Linked DNA regions of Homo sapiens: region 1 is linked to region 2. Evidence: chromatin loops called from intact Hi-C (ENCODE). Cell type or tissue: heart left ventricle. All regions are shown on one strand. Each heading gives the region's core, and the rest is flanking DNA. Links, peaks and the distances in the headings are about the cores only.

Evidence for each region. Peaks named below come from ENCODE experiments on the same cell type or tissue, not always from the same donor. Only the 100,000 strongest peaks of a DNase experiment are listed, where the experiment ranks them.
Region 1: it touches region 2 in a loop (5-fold over the local background); 2 of 110 quality-filtered maps call a loop at or near these places.

The regions. Positions count from the first base shown.
Region 1 is chr7:77,137,432-77,150,155 of GRCh38, forward strand. All of the region lies in intron 1 of CCDC146 (coiled-coil domain containing 146), which reads left to right. The region is part of intron 1 of LOC124901678 (a long non-coding RNA gene); the gene reads right to left. Among named protein-coding and RNA genes, the nearest start is that of CCDC146, 21 kb to the left of the region's middle. In heart left ventricle, for the core only: no CTCF peak of the experiment used is centred there; no DNase peak of the experiment used is centred there.
Region 2 is chr7:77,308,906-77,321,629 of GRCh38, forward strand. GSAP (gamma-secretase activating protein) reads right to left here. Exons shown (of 31, transcript NM_017439.4): 25 at 12,428-12,498; 26 at 11,820-11,914; 27 at 5,465-5,584; 28 at 4,583-4,644; 29 at 3,196-3,297; 30 at 2,936-3,035; 31 at 1,846-2,544. The coding sequence ends at 2,453. Among named protein-coding and RNA genes, the nearest start is that of CCDC146-AS1, 67 kb to the left of the region's middle. RefSeq lists an enhancer at 7,187-7,688. In heart left ventricle, for the core only: no CTCF peak of the experiment used is centred there; no DNase peak of the experiment used is centred there; H3K27ac peaks cover 288 bases.

The sequences.
Region 1 (12,724 bases), core at 2,640-10,639, 170 kb before region 2:
AAACGTCAGTCACTTTCCTACGCAGCAGCAATGGACAAGTGGAATGTGAAATCAAAAACAAAACATCATTTCCATTAGAACCCCTTAAAGTGAAATACTTAGGTATAAATCTAACAAAATAAAGATATATAAGGAAAACTACAAAATTCTGATGAAAGAAATCAAAGAACCTAAGAAATGGAGAGATATTTCATGTTCATGGAGAGAAAGACAATATTTTCAAGATGTTAGCAGTTCTTCCCAAATTGATCTGTAGATTCAATGCAATCCCAATCAAAATCTCAGCAACTCATTTGTGGATATCAACAAACTTATCCTAAAGTTTATTTGAAGAGGCAAAACACCCAGGATAGCCAACCCAATATTGAAGGAGAAGAACGAAATTGGAGGACTGACACTACCCGACTTCAATACTTACATATAACTCAAATATATGTAGGTTCTGTTGTCTTAGTTCAGGCAGCTGTAACAAAAGTGCAATAGACTAGGGGGCTTAAATAACAGAAATTTATTTCTCACAGTTCTGAGGCTGGGCATTCTCAGATCACAGTATTGCTGGTGATACTGACCATGCTGGCATGGTCAGTTCTGATGAGGCCTTCTTCCTGGTTTGCAGACAACAGTCTTCCTGTTATTCCTCGTATGGTGGAGATAGAGAGGAAGGAAGCTATAAAGCTATAGTAATCAAGACAGTATGGTACTGGCAAAAGAGTGGACAAATAGGTTAATAGAACAGAATAAAGGGTCCAGAAATAGACCCACATAAATATAGTCTGCTGAATTTTGACAAAGGAATAAAGGCAATACAATGGAGTAAAAGACAGTATTTTCAACAAATGGTGCTGGAGGGGGCAGTTGCAAAAAAAAAAAAAAGAGGTATTGGAAGAACTGGACATGTACATGCAAAAAAAAATGAATCTAAACACAGTTCTTCCACTCTTAACAAAAATGAACTCAAATGGATTTTGACCTAAATGTAAAATGCAAAACTATGAAACTTCTAGAAGATAACATAGAAAACCTAGATGACCTTGGGTTTGGTGAATACTTTTTAGATACAACTCCAAAAGCATGATCCATTAAAGAAATCATTGATAAGCTGAACTTCACTGAAATTTAAAAGTTCTGCACTACGAAAGACAATGTCAAAAAAATGAGAAAACCCACAGGCTGGGAGAAAATATTTGCAAAAGGCACATCGATAAAGGACTATTATCTAAAAATACAAAGAACTCTTAAAATTCAAAAACAACAACAAAAAGATTTAAAAACGGGCCAAAGACCTTAACAAAAATCTCACCAAAGAAGATATACAAATGGCAAATAAGCACATGAATACATGCTTCACATTGCAGGCAAATGCAAGTTAAAACAATAGTAAGATACTATCACACACCTATTAGAATGGTCAAACTCCAGAATACTGACAACACTAAAAGCTGACAAGAATGTGGTGCAACAGGAACTCTCATGTATTGCTGTGAAAGTGCAAAATGCTATAGTCACTTTGGAAGATAGGCAGCGTCTTACAAAACTAAATATACTCTTAACATATATCCAGCAATCATGCTCCTTAATATTTACCCAAAGGAGGTGAAAACTTATGTCCATATAAAAATCTGCACATAGATGTTTAAGCAGTTTTATTTATGATTGCCAAAACTAGGAAGCAACCCAGATGTCCTTCAGTAAATGAATGAATAAATAAACTTTGACACATCCAGATGATGGAATATTATTCAGCAATAAAAAGAAATGAGCTGTCAAGCCATAAAAAGACATGGAGGAAACTTAAGTGCATATTACTAAGTGAAAGAAACCCATCTGAAAAGTCTACATACTGCATGACTTCAGCTATATGACATTCTGGAAAAGGCAAAACTGTGGAGACAGTTAAAAAAAGATAGTGATCACTAGGGAGTTTGGAGTGGGTGGAGAGAGATGCATAGGCAGAGCACAAAGGATTTTTAGGGCAGTGAAAATGTTCTGTATGATACTATAACGATGGATACCTGTCATTATACATTTGTTCAGATACCTAGAATGTACAACGCTAAGAGTGAACTCTAACGTAAACGATGGACTCTAGGTGATTATGATGTGTCAATGTAGTTTCATCAGTTGTAACAAATGTGCCACTCTGGTGGAGGATGTTGATGATAGGGGAAGTTATGCACATATGGGAACAAGGAGTATGCTGGAAATCTCTGTACATTTCTCTCAATGTTGCTATGAATCTAAAACTACCCCCACCTCCCAAAAAATAAGTCTTAAAAAATTCACTTTAGAAAAGAAGTAAAATTGTCTTTATTCACAGACAACATGATTAAGTAGAAAATTGTAAGAAATCTATTAAAAAGCTACTAGAACTAAAATGAAATTTTACAAAGTTATAGGATACAAGGTCAAAAACAAAAATCAATTCTCTCCCCTTCCTTCCTTCCTTCCTTCCTTTCTTTCTTTATTTCTTTTTCTTTTTTTTTTTTGAGACAGAGTCTTGCTTGTCACCCAGGCTGCAAGTGGCACAATCTCAGCTCACTGCAACCTCCGCCTCCTGGGTTCAAGCCATTCTCCTGCCTCAGCCTCCCCAGTAGCTGGGATTACAGGCGTGCACCATCACACCCAGCTAATTTTTGTATTTTTAGCAGAGACGAGGTTTCACCATGTTGGCCAGGCTGGTCTGGAACTCCTGACCTCAGATGATCCGCCTGCCTCGGCCTCCCAAAGTGCTGGGATTAAAGGCATGAGCCACCGTTCCCGGCCAATCAGTTGTATTTCTAAGAACTAATAATAGCATTTGGAAACTGAAATCTTAAAGTCACTTACAATAATGTACAGAATATGTAATAATTAGAGATAAACAACAAATATATTCAGGTTCTGTTGTCTTAGTTCAAGTAGCTATAACGAAAGTACTATAGACCAGGTGACTTAAGTAACAGAAATTTATTTCTTACAGTTCTGGAAGCTGGGCATTCTGAGATCACAGTATTGCTGGTGATACTGATCATGCTGGCATGGTCAGTTCTGATGAGGCTTTCTTGCTGGTTTGCAGACAACAGTCTCCTTGTTGTTCCTCACATGGTGGAGTTAGAGAGGAAGGAAACTGTCTTCTGTAACTTCTTTTAAGGCCACTAATCCCATCGTGAGGCTCCATACTCATGACCTAATTACCTCCCACAGGCCCCATCTGGAAATATCATCACATTGGGGATTATGAACTTTTGAAGGACGCATTCAGTCAATAGCACCCGTCCTCTGAAAAGTATAAAACATTACTGAGAGAAATTAAAGCAGAGTTAAATAAGTAGGGGAAAATACCATATTTAAGGAAAATCTAATTCAATACAAGATGTCAAATCTCACATTATTTTTAGTAGACACGTTGATATATTGATATCAATATTGATATATCGATATCACATTGATATATTGATTGATATATATTGATATATTGATTCATCACCATCCCAGTCAAAATTCCATTAGCCTTTATTTTTTTTTATACTTTCAGTTCTGGGATACATGTGCAGAATGTGCAGGTTTGTTACATAACTATACACTTGCCATGGTGGTTTGCTGAACCCATCAACCTGTCATCTACATTAGGTATTTCTCCTAATGCTATCCCTCCCCTAGCCCCACACCCCCTGACAGGCCTCGGTGTGTGATGTTCCCCTCCCTGTGTCCCTGTGTTCTCATTGTTCAACTCCCACTTATGAGTGAGGACATGTGATGTTTAGTTTTCTGTTACTGTGTTAGTTTCCTGAGAATGATGGTTTCCAGCTTCATCCATGTCCCTGCAAAGGACAAGAACTCATCCTTTTTTATGGCTGCATAGTATTCCATGTTGTGTATGTGCACATTTTCTTGATCCAGTCTATCACTGATGGGCATTTGGGTTGGTTCCAAATCTTTGCTATTATTAACAGTGCTGCAATAAATATACATGTGCCTGTGTCTTCATAGTAGAATGACTTATAATCCTTTGGGTATATACCCAGTAATGGGATTGCTGGGTCAAATGGTATTTCTGGTTCTTGATCCTTGAGGAATCGCCACACTGTCTTCCACAATGGTTGAACTCATTTACACTCCCACCAACACAGTAAAAGCGTTCCTATTTCTCCATATCCTCTCCAGCATCTGTTGTTTCCTGACTTTTTAATGATTGCTATTCTAACTGACGTGAGATGGCATCTCGTTGTGGTTTTGATTTGCATTTCTCTAATGACCAGTGATGATGAGCTTTTTTTCATATGTTTGTTGGCTGCATAAATGTCTTCTTTTGAGAAGTCTATGTTTGTATCCTTTGCCTCTTTTTGATGGGGTTGTTTTTTTCTTGTAAATTTGTTTAAGTTCCTTGTAGATTCTGGATATTAGCCCTTTGTCAGATAGATAGATTGCGGAAATTTTCTCCCATTCTGTAGGTTGCCTGTTCACTGTGATGATAGTTTCTTTTGCTGTGCAGAAGCTCCTTAGTTTAATTAGATCTCATTTGTCAATTTTGGCTTTTGTTGCCATTGCTTTTGGTGTCTTAGTCATGAAGTCTTTGCCCATGCCTATGTCCTGAATGGTATTGCCTGGGTTTTCTTCTAGGGTTTTTGTGGTTTTAGGTATTGATGGAATGTATCTCAAAATAATAAGAGCTATTTATGACAAACCCACAGCCAATATCATACTGAATGGGCAAAAGCTGGAAGGATTCCTTTTGAAAACTGGCACAAGACAAGGATGCCCTCTCTCACCACTCTTATTCAGCATAGTATTGGAAGTTCTGGCCAGGGCAATCAGGCAAGAGAAAGAAAGAAAGGGTATTCAAATAGGGAGACAGGGAGTCAAATTGTCTCTGTTTGCAGATGACATGATTGTACATTTATTTATTTATTTATTTATTTATTTATTTATTTATATTATACTTTAAGTTCTAGGGTACATGTGCACAACGTGCAGGTTTGTTACATATGTATACATGTGCCATGTGTACATGTATACATGTGCCATGTGTACATGTATACATGTGTACAATGTGCAGGTTTGTTACATCTGTATACATGTGCCATGTATACATGTGCTGCACCCATTAACTCATCATTTACATTAGGTATATCTCCTAATGCTTTCCCTCCCCCCTTCCCCCACCTTACAACAGGCCCCGGTGTGTGATGTTCCCCTTCCTGTGTCCAAGTGTTCTCATTGTTCAGTTCCCACCTATGAGTGAGAACATGCAGTGTTTGGTTTTTTGTTCTTGCGATAGTTTGCTGAGGATGATGGTTTCCAGCTTCATCCATGTCCCTATGAAGGACATGAACTCATCCTTTTTTATGGCTGCATAGTATTCCATGGTGTATATGTGCCACATTTTCTCAATCCAGTCTATCATTGTTGGACATTTGGGTTGGTTCCAAGTCTTTGCTATTGTGAATAGGGCTGCAATAAACATATGTGTGCATGTGTCTTTATAGCAGCATGATTTATAATCCTTTGGGTATATACCCAGTAATGGGATGGCTGGGTCAAATGGTATTTCTAGTTCTAGATCCTTGAAGAATCACCACACTGTTTTCCACAATGGTTGAACTAGTTTACAGTCCCACCAACAGTGTAAAAGTGTTCCTATTTCTACACATCCTCTCCAGCACCTGTTGTTTCCTGACTTTTTAATGATTGCCATTCTAACTGGTGTGAGATGGTATCTCACTGTGGTTTTAATTTGCATTTCTCTGATGGCCAGTGATGAAGAGCATTTTTTCATGTGTCTGTTGGCTGCATAAATGTCTTCTTTTGAGAAGTGTCTGTTCATATCCTTCGCCCACTTGTTGATGGGGTTGTTTGATTTTTTTCTTATAAATTTGTTTGAGTTCTTTGTAGATTCTGGATATTAGCCCTTTGTCAGATGAGTAGATTACAAAAATTTTCTCCCATTCTGTAGGTTGCCTCTTCACTCTGATGGTAGTTTCTTTTGCTGTGCAGAAGCTCCTTAGCTTAATTAGATCCCATTTATCAATTTTGGCTTTTGTTGCCATTGCTTTTGGTGTTTTAGACATGAAGTCCTTGCCCATGCCTATGTCCTGAATGGTATTGCCTAGGTTTTCTTCTAGGGTTTTTATGGTTTTAGGTCTAACATTTAAGACTTTAATCAATCTTGAATTAATTTTGGTATAAGGTGTAAGGAAGGGATCCAGTTTCAGGTTTCTACATATGGCTAGCCAGTTTTCACAGCACCATTTTTTAAATAGGGAATCCTTTCTCCATTGCTTGTTTTGTCAGTTTTGTCAAAGACTGGATAGTTGTAGATGTGTGGTATTATTTCTGAGGGCTCTGTTCTGTTCCATTGGTCTATATCTCTGATTTGGTACCAGTACCATGCTGTTTTGGTTACTGTGGCCTTGTAGTATAGTTTGAAGTAAGGTAGCGTGATGCCTCCATCTTTGTTCTTTTGGCTTAGGATTGACTTGGCAATGTGGGCTCTTTTTTGGTTCCACATGAACTTTAAAGTAGTTTTTTCCAGTTCCGTGAAGAAAGTAATTGGTAGCTTGATGGGGATGGCATTGAATCTATAAATTACTTTGGGCAGTATGGCCATTTTCACGATATTAATTCTTCCTATCCATGAGCATGGAATGTTATTCCATTTGTTTGTATCTTCTTTTATTTCATTGAGCAGTGGTTTGTAGTTCTCCTTGAAGAGGTCCTTCACATCCCTTGTAAGTTGGATTCCTAGGTATTTTATTCTCTTTGAAGCAATTGTGAATGGGAGTTCACTCATGATTTGGCTCTCTGTTTGTCTGTTATTGGTGTATAAGAATGCTTGTGATTTTTGCACATTGATTTTGTATCCTGAGATTTTGCTGAAGTTGCTTATCAGCTTAAGGAGATTTTGGGCTGAGATGATGGGGTTTTCTAAATATACAATCATGTCATCTGCAAACAGAGACAATTTGACTTCCTCTTTTCCTAATTGGATACTCTTTATTTCTTTCTCCTGCCTGATTGCCCTGGCCAGAACTTCCAATACTATGTTGAAGAGGAGTGGTGAGAGAGGGCATCCCTGTCTTGTACCTGTTTTCAAAGGAAATGCTTCCAGTTTTTGCCTGTTCAGTATGATATTGGTTGTGGGTTTGTCATAAATACCTCTTATTATTTTGAGATACATCCCATCAATACCTAATTTATTGAGAGTTTTTAGCATGAAGAGCTGTTGAATTTTGTCAAAGGCTTTTTCTGCATCTATTGAGATAATCATGTGGTTTTTGTCATTGGTTCTGTTTATATGTTGGATTACATTTATTGATTTGCATATGTTGAACCAGCCTTGCATTCCAGGGATGAAGTCCACTTGATCATGGTGGATAAGCTTTTTGATGGGCTGCTGGATTCTGTTTGCCCGTATTTTATTGAGGATTTTTTCATCGATGTTCATCAGGGATATTGGTCTAAAATTCTCTTTTTTTTTCTGTGTCTCTGCCAGCCTTTGGTATCAGGATGATGCTGGCCTCATAAAGTGAATTAGGGAGGATTCCCTCTTTTTCTATTGACTGGAATAGTTTCAGAAGGAATGGTACCAGCTCCTCCTAGTACCTCTGGTAGAATTCGGCTGTGAATCCGTCTGGTCCTGGACTTTTTTTGGTTAGTAGGCTATTAATTATTGCCTCAATTTCAGAGCCTATTATTGGTCTATTCAGGGATTCAACTTCTTCCTGGTTTAGTCTTGGGAGGGTGTATGTGTCCAGGAATTTATCCATTTCTTCTAGATTTTCTAGTTTATTTGCATAGGGTGTTTATAGTATTCTCTGATGATAGTTTGTATTTCTGTGGGATCAGTGGTGATATCCCCTTTATCATTTTTTATTGCATCTATTTGATTCTTCTCTCTTTTCTTCTTTATTAGTCTTGCTAGTGGTCTATCAATTTTGTTGATCTTTTCAAAAAACCAGCTCCTGGATTCATTGATTTTTTGAAGGGTTTTTTGTGTCTCTATCTCCTTCAGTTCTTCTCTGATCTTAGTTATTTCTTGCCTTCTGCTAGCTTTTGAATGTGTTTGCTCTTGCTTCTCTAGTTCTTTTAATTGTGATGTTAGGGTGTCAGTTTTAGATCTTTCCTGCTTTCTCTTGTGGGCATTTAGTGCTATAAATTTCCCTCTACACACTGCTTTAAATGTGTCCCAGAGATTCTGATATGTTGTGTCTTTGTTCTCATTGGTTTCAAAGAACATCTTTATTTCTGCCTTCACTTCGTTATGTACCCAGTAGTCATTCAGGAGCAGGTTGTTCAGTTTCCATGTAGTTGAGCGGTTTTGAGTGAGTTTCTTAATCCTGAGTTCTAGTTTGATTGCACTGTGGTCTGAGAGACAATTTGTTATAATTTCTGTTCTTTTACATTTGCTGAGGAGTGCTTTACTTCCAACTAAGTGGTCAATTTTGGAATAAGTGTGATGTGGTGCTGAGAAGAATGTATATTCTGTTGATTCTGGGTGGAGAGTTCTGTAGATGTCTATTAGGTCCACTTGGTGCAGAGCTGAGTTCAATTCCTGGATATCCTTGTTAACTTTCTGTCTCATTGATCTGTCTAATATTGACAGTGGGGTGTTAAAGTCTCCCATTATCATTGTGGGGGAGTCTAGGTCTCTTTGTAGGTCACTCAGGACTTGCTTTATGAATCTGGGTGCTCTTGTATTGGGTGCATACATATTTAAGTTAGCTCTTCTTGTTGAATTGATCCCTTTACCATTATGTAATGGCCTTCTTTGTCTCTTTTGATCTTTGTTGGTTTAAAGTCTGTTTTATCAGAGACTAGGATTGCAACCCCTGCCTTTTTTTGTTTTCCAATTGCTTGGTAGATCTTCCTCCATCTCTTTATTTTGAGCCTATGTGTGTCTCTGCACATGAGATGGGTCTCCTGAATACAGCACACCGATGAGTCTTGACTCTTTATCCAATTTGCCAGTCTATGTCTTTTAATTGGAGCACTTAGCCCATAACAAGCTTAATATTGTTATGTGTGAGTTTGATCCTGTCATTATGATGTTGGCTGGTTACTTTGCTCGTTAGTTGATGCAGTTTCTTCCTAGCCTTGATGGTCTTTACAATTTGGCATGTTTTTGCAGTGGCTCATACCAGTTGTTCCTTTCCATGTTTAGTGCTTCCTTCAGGAGCTCTTTTAGGGAAAGCCTGGTGGTGACAAAATCTCTCAGCATTTGCTTGTCTGTAAAGTATTTTATTTCTCCTTCACTTATGAAGCTTAGTTTGGCTGGATATGAAATTCTGGGTTGAAAATAATTTTCTTTAAGAATGTTGAATATTGGCCCCCACTAACTTCTGGCTTGTAGAGTTTCTGCCAAGAGATCCACTGTTAGTCTGATGGGTTTCCCTTTGTGGGTAACCCGACCTTTCTCTCTGGCTGCCCTTAACATTTTTTCCTTCATTTCAACTTTGGTGAATCTGACAATTATGTATCTTGGAGTTGCTCCTCTCGAGGAGTATCTTTGTGGCATTCTCTGTATTTCCTGAATTTGAATGTTGGCCTGCCTTGCTAGGTTGGGGAAGTTCTCCTGGAAAATATCCTGCAGAGTGTTTTCCAACTTGGTTCCATTCTCCCCGTCACTTTAAGCTACACCAATCAGATGTAGATTTGGTCTTGTCACATAGTCCCGTATTTCTCGGGTACTTTGTTCGTTTCTTTTTACTCTTTTTTCTCTAAACTTCTGTTCTTACTTCATTTCATTCATTTGATCTTCAATCACTGATACCCTTTCTTCCAGTTGATCAAATCAGCTACTGAAGCTTGTGCATTCATCATGTAGTTCTCATGCCATGGTTTTCAGCTCCATCAGGTCCTTTAAGGACTTCTCTTCATTGGTTATTCTACTTAGCCATTCGTCTAATCTTTTTTCAAGGTTTTTAACTTCTTTGCACTGGGTTCGAACTTCCTCCTTTAGCTCGGAGAAGTTTGATCATCTGAAGCCTTCTTCTCTCAACTCGTCAAAGTCATTCTCCTTCCAGCTTTGTTCCGTTCCTGGCGAGGAGCTGTGTTCCTTTGGAGGGGGAGAGGTGCTCTGATTTTTAGAATTTTCAGCTTTTCTGCTCTGTTTTTTCCCTGTCTTTGTGGTTTTATCTACCTTTGGTCTTTGATGATGGTGACGTACAGATGGGGTTTTTGTGTGGATGTCCTTTCTGTTTGTTAGTTTTCCTTCTAACAGTCAGGACCCTCAGCTGCAGGTCTGTTGGAGTTTGCTGGAGGTCCACTCCAGACACTGTTTGCCTGGGTATCACCAGCAGAGGCTGCAGAACAGCGAATATTGCTGAACAGCAAATGTTTCTGCCTGATCGTTCCTCTGGAAGCTTCGTCTCAGAGGGGTACCCAGCCGTGTGAAGTGTCAGTCTGCCTCTACTGGGAGATGCCTCCCAATTAGGCTACTCGGAGGTCAGGGACCCACTTGACGAGGCAGTCTGTCTGTTCTCAGATCTCAAACTCCATGCTGGGAGAACCACTACTCTCTTCAAAGCTGTCAGACAGGGACATTTAAGTCTGCAGAGGTTTCTGCTGCCTTTTGTTCGGCTATGCCCTGCCCCTAGAGGTGGAGCCTACAGAGGCAGGCAGGCCTCCTTGAGCTGTGGTGGGCTGTACCCAGTTCGAGCTTCCAGGCCACTTTGATTACCTACTCAAGCCTCAGCAATGGCAGGCGCCCCTCACCCAGCCTCACTGCCACCTTGCAGTTTGATCTCAGACTGCTGTGCTAGCAATGAGCGAGGCTCCGTGGGTGTGGGACCCTCTGAGCCATGCGTGGGATATAATCTCCTGGTGTGCCGTTTGCTAAGACCATTGGAAAAGCGCAGTATTAGGGTGGGAGTGACCTGATTTTCCAGGTGCCGTCTGTCACCCCTTCCCTTGGCTAGGAAAGGGAATACCCTGACCCCTTGTGCTTCCTGGGTGAGGCGATGCCTCACCCTGCTTCAGCTCACACTTGGTGGGCTTCACCCACTCTCCTGCCCCCACTGTTCAACGAGCCCCAGTGAGATGAACCCAGTACCTCAGTTGGAAATGCAGAAATCACCCGTCTTCTGCGTCGCTCATGCTAGGAGCTGTAGACTGCAGCTGTTCCTATTCAGCCATCTTGGAACCGTCCCCTGATTGTACATTTAGAAAACCCCATCATCTCAGCCCCAAATCTCCTTAAGCTGATGAGCAACTTTGTCAACGCCTCAGGATACAAAATCAATGTGCAAAAATCACAAGCATTTCTGTACACCAATAATAGACAAACAGAGCACCAAATCATGAGTAAACTCCCATTCACAATTGCTTCAAAGAGAATAAAATACCTAGGAATCCAACTTACAAGGGATGTGAAGAACCTCTTCATAGAGAACTACAAACCACTGCTCAAGTAAATAAGAAAGGACACAAACAAATGGAAAAACATTCCATGCTCATGGATAAGAAGAATCAATACTGTGAAAATGGCCACACTGCTCAAAGTAATTTATAGATTCAATGCTATCCCCATCAAGCTACCATTGACTTTCTTCACAGAATTAGAAAAAACTACTTTAATTTATATGGAACCAAAAAAGAGCCCATATAGCCAAGACAACCCTAAACAAAAAGAACAAAGCTGGAGGCATCATGCTACCTGACTTCAAACTATACTACAAAGCTACAGGAACCAAAACAGCATGGTACTGGCACCAAAACAGATATATAGACCAATGGAAGAGAACAGAGGCCCCAGAAATAACACCACACATCTACAACCATCTGATCTTTGAGCAACCTGACAAAAATAAGCAATGGGGAAAGGATTCCCTATTTAATAAATGGTGCTGGGAAAACTGGCTAGCCATATGCAGAAAACTGAAACTGGATCCCTTCCTTACACCTTATACAAAAATTAACTTAAGATGGATTAAAGACCGTCAGCTTTTTAAAAATAGAAATTGACAAGCTGCTAGCTTCTCAATTTGGAAATGCAAAGTATCTAGTACAGACAAAACAATTTTGAAAAAGAATTAAGTTTGAGGACTTATAATACCTAATTTTAAGACTTATTATAGGCTGGGTGCAGTGGCTCATGTCTGTAATCCCAGCACTTTGGGAAGCTGAGGTGGGTGGATAACTTGAGGTCAGAAGTTCCAGATCAGCCTATTCAACATCATGAAACCCCATCTCTACTAAAAATACAAAAATTAGCTGGGCATGGTGGTGGGCACCTGTAATCCCAGCTACTCTGGATACTGAGGACAAGGATCACTTGCACCTGGGAAGCAGAGGTTGCAGTGAGCCCCGAGATTGTGTCACTGCACTCCAGCCTGTGACAGAGCAAGACTCTGTCTCAAAGAAAAAGAAAAAAAAAAGCGAGAGAGAGAGAGAGAGAGAGAGACTTAGTATAAAGCTACAATAATAAATACTATATTTTACTAGTATAAGAATAGATACATATGGAACAGAATAGAGTACCAAAATAGACCTACATATATTTGGTCAATTGGTAATTTTTAAAGGTGTCTTGAGAATTCAATGGGAAGAAGATCTTTTTTTTCAACAAATGGCGGGAATAATTGTATATATATGCAAAAAAATGAACATCAACCCTTACCATACACAAAAAATTAATTTGGAATAGATTAAAGATCTAACTATAAGAGTTAAAACTATAAAATTTCTAAAAGGAAATATAGGAGAAAATCTTATGACCTTGGGTTTGACAAAGATTTTTTTTTAATTC
Region 2 (12,724 bases), core at 1,855-9,854:
CCTAGGGACGTTTCTGCCAGGGGCAGCCAACTGTTTCAGGCTGTTTCTCACACCCTGAATGCAGGCACAATGCTGCATGGCTGGCCTAGGGGCACATTTGCTTAGAGTGGCCTACGGGGCTGTTTATCATCAGGCCTAGGGCACAGGTGCAAGTCTGCTTGGCAGGCCAGGACATGTGCTTATGAGGAGTGGCCCATGGGGCTGTTTTTCAGGCCTGGTATGCAGACACACAGCTCCTCAGCTGGCCTGGAGGCATGTTTGGTAGGGACACCTCACAGGGCTGTTTCTCAGACCTGGGACATGGTCATACAGCATCTCAGCTGGCCTGGGTATGTGTCTGCTGAGGGTGGTCCACGGGACTGTTTCTCTGGCTCAGGACACAGGCATATAGCTGCTCAGCCAGCCTGGGAGCAGCCCATGGAGCTGCTTCTCAAGCCCAGTATGTGGGTGCAAGGCTGCTCAGCTGGCCTGGGATCATGTCTGTTAGGGGTAGCCCATGGGGCCATTTCTCAGGTCCAGTTCGTGGGCACAGAGCTGCTCAGCTGGCTTGGGGGTATGTCTGCCAGGGGTGGGCCCAGGGCTGTTTCTCAAGCCCATGATATGGCTGCATGACTGTTTAGCTGGCCCAGTGGTGTTTCTGGAGGGAAGGGGGTGAAAGTATCTTTATTTCATACTGGTAGCTGTTATGAATTTTATTTTGCAACTCTGGGAGTGAGAAATATTCCATCCCTTTATTTTACTAAATTCATCTGTACAAGGTCCTAATCCTGCCAGATTTAAAAGAAATTTAATGTCTCCCAGCCTAAATCTTACCTGCTTGGTGAGTCATAAAGCAATTACTTGGGAGTGCCTTTGAAAATAAGAAATACTGCATATTTAAACATAGTTCCTGTATTGTAGGAATTAGTAACCTCATTAGGGATTCAAAAATACCCACAAAGGAAGTTTGAGCAACCTAAGAATGGAAAACTAACATCACAAAGGGAAGGATAGTTTAGTTAAATATTACAATGCATGGTACTGACTCAGAAGGAAGATGCCACCAGGTGCTAGAATGACCTGGATCACAGAACTGTTTATCTGACCCTTAAGCATGAATAAGATTTTAACAGACGAGGGAATCCAGGTGTGGGAAATAATAACCTAAAGAAAGGCTTGGAACTAAGACAAGAATTGTGTTCAAGGCCCAGTGAACTGACCTGGCTGGAAGAAAATGTTCCTATTATACAAGGCAGGAATTTGGGACACCTTGAATGTCAAGGAGTTTGAATTTTATCCTATAATGAATAGCAAGTTATTAAAGGATTATGAGCAGAGTGACCAGATCAAACTAGTGTTTATCTCAAATATGTTTCAGATAAATTTAGACCTTAGGGAGCAACTAAAACAATCCAGGTATGCAAAGAAATGAATGAAAGCAGGGATTGAAAGATAATGACCTTATCAAGAGAAAGAATCAGCATTGCATTGACTAGGCTCCAAGATTTTGAGTATTGGTAACAATGAAGTATTTGACCAAAAAGGGTAATTCTATGAGAGAGGACAATTTTTAGAACAAAATGATTTTAGACAGGAAGTTGAATGATCATACCAGCTAATGATATTTATAATCATTAAAATCTCAAGTTCAGTCTGAAGACAGAAAAGCAAAAGGTTGTGGGCTGACCTTGGGCTGCAACTGTATTTATGGGTTAGAATGAAATCACTATGGAAAAGCGAAAAAAAGAAATGGTACAATGAGTTAGGTGTCACATGGGGGCCTTTGGAGAAAATGTTCATAGACGCATGATTCTTGGCTTCAATAAGAAGGCTACATTCAAAAAACAGGGAAAGTCAGGCCAAAACTATGTTTTCAGGTTTTTTAATGACTGACAAAATATTCCTAAATCAACCTTTTATAAATAAAAAAAAATAAATATGTTTCATCTGAATTCACAAAGACAAACCCTGCTGCAAATACTAAGTACAAATTATTCTGTACTGGACATGGCAAATCTGATTTAGTACAAATTCAGTTTTTAAAAGGACCCTCTTTCCAAATAGTGTTCTTATGTAACATTTAATTTTTATGCCTATTATTTCAATGACACACCTAGTTTTTGCTTTTCTAAGCACTGTTCCCTACATTTTTAAAGCATATTTTATTTCAGAGTGCAACAGAAACTAGCTTGTGGCCTATTAAGCTACTAGGAAGAGCATCGTTTATGCCACTGTATGCCTTCTTAGGCCATTTATCATTTCTCTACACTTGATTGCTCACTGGCTATTCAAAATTGGAATGTGATACAGCAGTTCTGTCTGAACGTGTACCAACCTGAAACTCACATGGCTAAACAATTATGGCTAAACTATTTTTGTTACCAATTTTAAATATTGTTAAAGAATTCTCAAAGGAGTAAGGTTAATGAGCAAGATTAAAATGGCAGCAGCAGATCCAATTGCGTTTTCTTTTTCATAAGCCTAAAAGCATCGCGGTGTGTTTCAGAGCTGCTTCCTCTACAAATTCTGCATCCACATTGTCATGTCCTTCAAAAGGATACAGGGCTGGAAAAAAATGGGGAGAGGGCAGGGAAAAAGGGTTACCATGGGTCCGTGAAACATTTATAACTTTGTGCTCACAGCTCATTAAAATCATAATTGTATTTTAGTAAAATGAATTTTTTAAGAATGTGTTCTTAAATTTAAACTTCAGCACCAAGAACATTTGCATCAACCAAATGGGCTTTAAACCTCTTGACTCTTTTAAAACTTCAGAGGTGATTATTTGGTAATTTACTCTAGGTAGTAAATTTGGTACTGCTAATGTAAACCAATTGCTATAAGGGTCTACTTGTATGTTAAAAGGATTTTGGAAAGAAGACAAAGAAGTGAATAGGGAAGGACTGATGTGTCAAGGGAAAAGTGGTAAGACCCTGAGAACAGGGGAGTAAATTACCTTGATTGGAGGACTCTATATCTGTCAGAATTTCAATGAAGTAGTTCAGAGGCAGAAATTCTACACTGAACGATGACTTGTTAATCATAGAATTCCGAGGCTAAAAGGGAAACCACTTCTGGTGTAAGCTGATTCTCCACAATAAGCACAATTTTAAAATAAAGTGATAAGAACTGTAATTGCTGTCCATACAGATATGTTGTCACGGGCAAACAGGATCCTAAAAACATTTAGTTGGCTGTGCTTTCAGAGAAACTCACCTGTTTCTTATAGTTCTGAAGCAGTCGCGTCACGTGGTTCCGCGAAATGATGTTAGAACTCATAGGATGATCCCAAAGTCTACAAATCTTCTGCCCAATAAGCTATTATGCAAATTGAAAAAAATGTAGCGAATACCACACACTATATTAAGTAAACACACCTTATATCTATTCATAATTTTAAAAGTATTATTCCAAAGTAGCTGGTTAGTCTCCAGGCCCTTGATGATTAAGGACCCTTGGAGAAATGCCATGTTCCTATGAAGTTTCTATGAGGGAGTAAATACTCTCTCAAACGCTACATTGAGGAAAGTGGTTTATACACTGATGTTGCCAAACCCTTTTACTGAAATGGAGTTTATCTGCTGCTCTTCAAAACCAGAGATGGGCATGCCAACTCTGATGTTTTGACCGGAAACTAAGGGGGGTACGCATGTTTATATCAACTTCTCTGCCATTGTCTTGCCTAGAAAATTTTAATTCCCTAAGAGTACTGGGGAAATAAACAAATTTGGAGACCAAATTAAATATTCAGCAATGTTTCCCAGAGAGATCTAGCTATGGAAAATATGCTTTGTTTTCTATTCTTGCCTTTGCTTCAGTAAGCCTGTGAGTGAGGGGCAAGGGCCACTACAGAGCAGGGCGATTAGGTCCAGAAAGGTAACAGACAGCCGTTCGTGAGAGGACAGTGCCAGAGGTGCAAGTGTGCAAGGCATGTACACAGCAGATGGAGCTGGCTAAGGCTCTCCAGGTCAGGAAGTTTGCAGAGTTAGAGGCTCGGAAGACCTTGCTGTGGAATTTCATATTTTCATAGTATCTCTGACTCTAAGTGTTGATATTCCCTTGTGTTTCTCATTCTTCTTTTGACCTAGGAATGTCTTCCTACCATGTCATATTTTCATAGTATCTCTCACTCTAAGTGTTGATATTCCCTCATGTTTCTCATTCTTCCTTTGACCTAGGAATGTCTTCCTACCATGGTAGAAATGCAGTAAGGGGAAATACAGGTCTAGAACCTTCTGTCCTCACCTGTATTCCAATGTATCCAAGTTAAATCTGTTTAAATGCCAAAAGCACGTTTCCCCTTCTCCCTCCCTCTCAGACTCAGATGTAAATATTAGTGTGGTTTCCTAAGAGGCAAAAATGGCTTAATGTTCTCACTGGACTGTGCCAAGGCAGTGCAGAGCCAGAGAGCAAGTGCTTTGTAGGCCAAGTGGGAAACAGCTAACAGAGGGCTGGGGACGGGTGGGATTTCTTGGAAGTGTTGAAAAGTGAAACAATTCAATTGACTTTAACCCAAAGCAAGTAAATGCTCTTTTTGCAAGAAGAAATTGAAGGAGGGTAATGCCAAAGCTTAGGGAGAAAATAAAATGTAACTCAGTATTACCGGAGGAAGCCGCACAATGATACTGAATTTCAGTTTTTCATTTTTCTCTGTATTATCCAGATCTACAAGAAAGTTAGAGATTAGCAAATGAAACAAATACCCATTTTGATACTTTAGCAAGTTAATATTAATACTTGAGTGGTTCATCTTGATAGGACATATCCCAACTGTGTATTCTCAAGCTAATCTAACAGCATTTTGGAAATTTTACTCTGACTCTCTGAATAAAAAGGGATTTTTCTATAACAGGCTGCCAGGTACAAAGCAATTTTATTGACTAACTTAAAACAGAAGGTACCTTGAGGAATGACAAATGCTTTCATATAAACAAAAATCATCTTAAAATACAATTGAATAATTTGAGTGATTATACTACAGAATTTAAAGTTCAAATTCATTTAATTGCCCCTCTCAATAATTTTCCTTGCATTTCTAGTCTAACTTTGAGATGACAGAGTTAATCAGCTGAAAATAAGCCATTTCGTGACATTTTCTTGAGAAACAAGCCTGCAGAGGTTCCTAGCCTCAAGTGCCCTCTTGCACAGAAAAGGAATCTAATAGTTGTATGTGGATTGAAAAGTCCCTTAGGACCTCGTGAAGGGCTCAGAAACCTTAAATTGGCCCAAAAGATGATTACAGGGAATGGATTGTGCTCACAGGACCAGCTGTATAATTTGTGGGGCTCAGCACAAAATGAACACGAGCAAGCCCTCGTTCAAATACTACTAAGAATTTCAAGATGTAATGCAGCATTAAACTGAGCAGGGCACTCTTCTGAGTGCAGCCAGGCTCTTGGTGACTGCACAGGTTGCACACCCAAGAAGCTAGCCTTGGTGGTGCTCAGGCTGGAACTAGCACTCTGGCAAACTCAGGGCTTCTTACCTTTCATGAGCCTTATGACAGCTGTTTCAGTGAGAAGCAACACTCCACTGTCAATGCAATGCAGCAGGTTATGCAAAGGGAGACACTGGACCCCGAGGATGGTGTGCAGAGTATGAAAACCTAGGATGAGAGATCTGGAGGGTAAACACAGTCAGCCAACATCTCCAGCAGCCCCCGGGGAATGGATTAGATCATGTTAATAAAGCACTTAGTTCAGTGCTTGGTGCCTGGAACCAACTGAATTTCTTGAAAACAAGGTCCAAGTTTCCTTCTCTGTATTATTCGTAACTAAATATCACGCTGGGTCTATAGTAAGTTTCCGGTAAGTATACATTCCTTGCTCCTTGGGTCTCTTCCTGCACAGAAACAGAGCAAGGGCCTGCTCAATGGTTTTACGGTTTGATATGTTTGTGATTCTACAGTAAGATAGCAAAAGAGTACAGAAGCATTTCAGATTTCGTATGTCCAGACTAAAAGGTTGTTGGGATGAGGACCATTTTGCTGAAGGGAAACAAATTTGGACCAGAAGGCAATAGTTTATATGGCTTATCTCTGGGTATGCCCTAGAGAAAGGCTTTTAGAGTCTACTTGGACTAAAGTATAGAAAAGAAAGAATTAAGACAATATGGCCAGATAGTAAATTTATAGGAATTCAATTGAGAGGCAGGCATTCTCAAGCCTGTCTCACGGGTAGAGCTACCCACAGAAACCCAGATCTCTAAGTATACTACTACTGACAACAGATAAAAACATCATGCATGGGAGAAGGTATCAGACCAGGAGAGAATCAAAACAGCTCTCTTGGAAGTGATGGCATTTGCGGGGAGCTTCAAAGGACAGATGCAATTCCTATCAGTGGAAATGAGTGCGGACAGTAGAAAAAGCCAGGTTTGGCATGAGCAGCCCTAGGCCAGAATCCAGCTGTATTACTCACCAGCTGCAGGCAACTAAGCCTTTCTGAGCCTCCATTTCTTCATCTCTAAATTGGAACCACCAGTACCTTTCCCACAGGGCTGCTTTGAGAACTAGAGCCAGGTCTGTGAAGAGCCTAGCATGCAATATAACAATAGCGACCCATACTGGACATGTACCAAGGCTTTCAACCTGTGTCCTGGCTCATCTGATCCTCATACAAAAGTATGGGGTGGGAATTACTAGATTCCCATTTCATAAATGGAAAAACCAAAAGCCAAGATTCACAGGAGCTAGGCAACTTGCCCAGGATCACAGAAATAATAATGTGTAAGTTGAAATTTGCATCAACTGTGTGATTGTAGGGTAGGCTTTCAACCATAATGTCACTGTTAATAACTGGCAGCTGTGTTAATAGAACATGAACAGAGGTCCGAAGATGAGAAAGCACAGGGCATATTCAGAAAATAGTAAATGATCCAGCTGGGTTGGAATCATATTAGAGGAGAGAAAGATTAAGAGGTAAGGTTGGAAAAGCTAATTTATTCAGCACATCCCTTCCACACACCTGGCAAGGGGCTAAGAGTATAAAAATGAGCAAAACAGGCACAACTGCTGCTCCCATACACCTTGCAGTCTGCTGGGGGAGGCAGACAATCAATTACAAAAAATAGACATTTTTAAAAATGTGACCAGTTCTGTGCTTATGAGTGCAGGTGACAGAGGTTGAATGCTGAATGATAGAGATTTATTAATTTGAGAGACTTTGAGGAGGTAATGAAAGTTTTTAAGCAGAACAGAAGATTTACCATTGGGATATTAATATGGCAACAGGCAAAGAATGAGTTGGAGTAATAATTTGCTACAGAAGGTATGAAGACCTGTAGAGAAGCTATTGCCTGAACGTGGATAAGAGGTAATGGAGGCACTGAATCAGAGAGGCATGGTAACATGTACAGGCTTTGCAACTCATTGAATGTGGGAATGACTGACAGAAGAATCATAGCCTACTCTTGGGAAGGTACCTGACAAAAGGATGATGCCCAACGAGCAGGGCTTGGATTCAGAGAAATCATGGGATTTTCTCTCTCTAAACACATGAATCACAAGCCATGGGGCACAGTCCTAAGTCCTTGTAACATCAAGGGTCAGATGAAGTACAGGCTCTGCCCACAAGCATGTGTTAATGGGCTAACAGGATGAGTCCACTAGCTTCCCTGAGTCCAAAAAAACTCCACTATTTTACTAGTTAATTAACAACAACGTTTTTCAAATGGATTTGGAAATTCTTCACAAAACTATTAGTAAAAAGTTACAAAATTATTTCTGAAGAAAAGTTTACACTAGATTATTGATGATATTGATTTTCTGGATTCAAATTTCCCTCTCCAGCCCTGTGTTCATATGCTAAAGGTCCCTGATGACCCTTCATCCTCTATCCCCAGGGCACAGTCCCAAGTTCAGGGACCTGTTCTTGGCCTCTATACATCAGCTCTGAGCAACAGAGCAAATTGGCTATAATTAGTCATCAGCTCCACCCAACTTTAATCCTCATCTTCCAGGGCTCCTGGCCTCCTCTAGCCAGCAAGTGCAATACAGTTCCTTTTTTTAAAAGCAAATGCCCTAGCTCTAAACCCTGACTTCCTTTTTGTGTTCCCCATTCTCTTCTTAACTTTAACCAATTCATGTTACAAGTCTCTGACAATCGTAACTCAAACAGTCATCATTAGTCCAATAGGCCTGGAAAGCAAGCACACTTACGCATGTGCATATAGAAACACCCTGAATTCATACAAGCATGCACATGCACACACACACATGATCCAGTGTCACCTCCCCCCTCTATTTCCATGTCACATGATGGAAATAAACATTCAAGAGAAAAGGAGAGAGCATGGAATACTATGCAGCCATAAAAGAGGATGAGTTCATGTCCTTTGCAGGGACATGGATGAAGCTTGAAACCATCATTCTCAGCAAACTATCCCAAGGACAGAAAACCAAACACCACACATTCTCACTCATAGGTGGGAATTGAACAATGAGAACACTTGGACAAGGGTTGGGGGGGAACATCACACACTGGGGCCTGTCGTGGGGTTGGGGGCTGGGGGAGGGATAGCATTAGGAGAAATACCTAATGTAAATGACGAGTTAATAGGTGCAGCAAACCAACATGGCACATGTATACCTATGTTACAAACCTGCACGTTGTGCACATGTACCCTAGAACTTAAAGTATAATTAAAAAAATGAGAAACACCTTTTCCTTACCTGACCCACAGACACAAGCCATAAGTCTACTTATAATAATTCTCGATCACTATGGATAACATCTTTGTTTTCCCTCCTTATCACTGTGAAGGAATGTGAGTTGGGTAGAAAGTGGATTTTTATGATCTCCAGGCGTAACAATGTCCCCAGTAAGTCAGTTTCATTTATTTTCAAAAGAAGCTTGAATATCTGTAATGAACAAATCTAAAACTGTCAATCCATTTCCCTACCAAATTTTTTGTGTTAACAACAAACAATTAAGAATTTAAGCCACAAAGGTAGTTTTCCTGTAATCCTTCAATCTTTCTAGGGTGTACCTCATAACTCATATTCCATTGGGATAATTTTAAACCATCCATTCCCCTCACAAATGGTCCCTTTCAACTCCTTTTGTACTGCCATACAGACAGACATTAAATAAGGTGGATGAAGAATGAAGGATTCCAAACCGTATCAGATGTGTCATAAATGCAGAGCAGCATATGCTGTAGGGATTCTTTAGGCCCATAAATAGCCCATGTTTCAACATCAACTAATTCAACTGGAATATAAAATTCAAGAAGCAGCATGGATTTTGGAGCCAAACTGCCTGGATTTGAATATCAGCTCTGTCACTTAATAGCTATGTGACTTTAGGCAAATTACTCAACCTTTCTGGCCTCAGTTTCACCATCTATAAAATGGGAATAATATTAAGTGGAACCACATGAAAGTGCCATTTTTGTTGGCCAAAAAATGGTTGGGCACTGACAATTTAATGTGGTCCAACTTAAGTTTCTACCAGTTAAAATTTTATGAAAATTAAGTGTACTAATTTGTGTGTACTTTCAACAGTACGTGGCACAAAATGAGTATCATATATATGTTGGCCTAAAATGAAGCAATGAACAAATGATGAATGGATGAATATATATGAATGAAGTAACTAAATATCAGCTGATATGTAGTTACAGCTATCATAAAGTTTAACACTCATTAGAACTTTATATGCAATAATAAATCCATTCATGTTTAGGCAACTAATCTTCAAAAGCACCAAGAACACACAATGGGGAAAGGATCGTGTATCTCTGATAAATGGTGTTGGAAAAACTGTCCATAGGCAAAAGAATGAAATGGGACCCTTATCTTTACCATAAACAAAATTCAACTCAAAATGCATTAGAAAGTTAAACATAAGACCTGAAACTGAAAAACCCCTAAAAGAAACATAGAGGGAAAGCTTCTTGACATTGGTCTTGGCAATGATTCCTTGAATATGACATCCAAAGCACAAACAATGAAAACAAAAATATGTAAGAGGGACTACACCCAACAAAAAAGCTTCTGCACAGCAAAGGAAACGATCCTGGGCCTGTTGTGGGGTGGGGGGAGGGGGAAGGGATAGCATTAGGAGATGTACCTAATGTAAATGATGAGTTAATGGATGCAGCATACCAACATGGCACATGTATACATATGTAACAAACCTGTGTGTTGTGCACATGTACCCTAAAACTTAAAGTATAATAATAAAAATATATATGTATAAAAGGAAACGATCCAAAGAGTAAAGGCAAAACCTACAGGATGACAAAAAGTGTTTGCAAACCATATATCTAACAAAGAGTTAATATCTAAAACATATAAGGAACTCAAACCTCAATAGCAAGAAAACAACCAGATTAAAAAATGGGCAAGGGACTTGAATAGACATTTCTCCAAAGATTGCAGACAAATGGCCAACACTTATGTGAAAATATGCTCGACATCACTAATCATCAGGGAAATGCACATCAAAACCACAATGAGGTATCACCTCACATCTCTCAGGTTGGCTACTATCAAAAAACCACAATTTAAGTGTTATCAAGAATGTGGAGAAATTGGAATCCTTATACACTGTTGGTGGGAATGTAAAGTGGTACAGCCACTGTGGCGAACAGTATGGAGGTTCCTCAAAAAATTTAAAAAAAAGAATCAATATATGATCCAGTAATCTCATTTCTGGATAAATATCTGTAAGAACTGAAATCAGGATCTTGAAGAGATATGTATATACTCCCATGTTTATCACAACATATTCACAATAGCCAAGATAGGGAAACAACCTAAATGTCTACTGACAGATGAAGAAAGTGTAGAATTTACAATGGAGTATTACTCAGCCTTAAAAAATGAAATCCTGCTCCATGTGACAACATGGATGAAACTTCAGGTCATTACACTAAGTGAAACAAGCCAGTCACAGGACAGATACTGCATGATTCCACTTACATGCAGTATCTAAAGTAGTCAAACTCATAGACACAGAAGGTAGAACAGTGCTTGCCAGGAACCGGGGAGTAGGGGATAAGTAATTGCTGTTCAATGGGTATAAAGTTTCAGCTATGAAAGATGAGTAAGTTCTAAAGACCTGCTATCCAACATTGTACCTATATTTAACAATACTGTATTGTGCATTTAAAAATTTGTTAAGAGGGTAGGTCTCAAGTGTTCTTACACAATAAAAAAATGAACTGATATGTAATGAGCACAAGACAGTTTATAGCTAACAGGGGCTTATTTCTCATAATGGATACTGATTTCTATGTACATCTTCCCAACTAGACTCTTACTAATCTTTGTAATTGCTCTAATTTCTAGCACGTTACCGGTCATGTCATAGTTGCTCAACAAATATTTGTTGACTAAATGAACAAATGACCAATTAAATGAATGACTGCATATACATCTCCCCAGGATGTTTTGTGGCCTGACTTGATCCTATTTAAAAATTCCAAGGGAATTTTTTAGCCTCCAAGCGTATAAGAATCAGTTCAATTCTTGGCACCAAGCCAGACCGACTTCCCAGTGTTAATCTTCAGACATCTCAATCAGATAAACTAGGCCTGGAGACATCAGAGACAGAGCTCCCTGAATTAGTTCTACTAGTTCAAATTATCCTAGAAAGCTGCATGGGGTAAGCCTAGGTTCCCTAAAGTTAGTAATAAGCTACATCATAGTTTAGTAGTCAGAGGAGCTCTGGTCAGCAGAGACCAACCTAAGGGCCCATCACTCACAGTAACACCAGATACACAATTTCTCATACACAAGTCTCATCATCAAACTTATAATGTACCAAAGGCAAGGGCCCATATGAAGAAGAAATAAATTTATTATACCAAAGGACAAAAGAGCCAACACTTACCAGGAGGCAGAGGTAAAAACAAACTGTTTGTAGCTTCCAGAATCCTGGTCATGATGTGAAAAACTGCAAATTCAGCAGCACTGCCACGACTATTGCTGGGTAAAAAAAACAAAGCAGCATGTCAGCCAAGGAGCTCATCTGTGATGCTCCATTTGTCCTAAGCAGTGGCTTTGAGTACTACACAAGGGTTCATGCTAATCATGAAATGCTATGCCTTGTAGAAAGCCCCATAAATATGAATGTGACCATCGGCCTAATGCCTAGAATTTAATCAGAGTAGGAACATATGTTACACATTGTATTAAGTGAAATTCCCCTTCTTGGCAGTACTGGGCTCATTTGTCCCTCCCCTGTCACCAACCATGTGCCAGGGAAAGAGGATGGGTAAAGTAACGGGCATAACTTTGTTTTAATTTTAGCTTTTATTATACATTAAAGGGTACATATGCAGGGGGGCATAACTTTAAATGCTGAGTATAGAATTAAGCTAGATGGTGTTGAAGCTGGTGAGAACTGATTTGAACTAGTGCATTTCAAAAGGGTTTTGCTACAACAGAGTTGTTTCCACTCTTTGTACACCATGATAAAAGTGAGAAATACTTGCGTACAAGTGGAGAACCCAGGAATGAAGATTATGTTTCCTCCAATTGGTTTCTACGATGTGGCAAATGAGATCCAGCTGGAGGGTGAAGACAGTCCATTAACCATTGCTCCATTCCTTCCCTCAAGGGCCCCACAGCTAGGCCTCCACAACTCAGATAAGCATTTCAGGGCAGCTGGCATTCAGGCTGCATCCAGACACACAACTAGCCTTTCTGAGGTCAATTCTGAAGCACTGAACCCAAAATAGAAAGACTGAAAATGTGCACCAGAAACTAACAAAGCATCCTCTGTTTGTGTGGGCA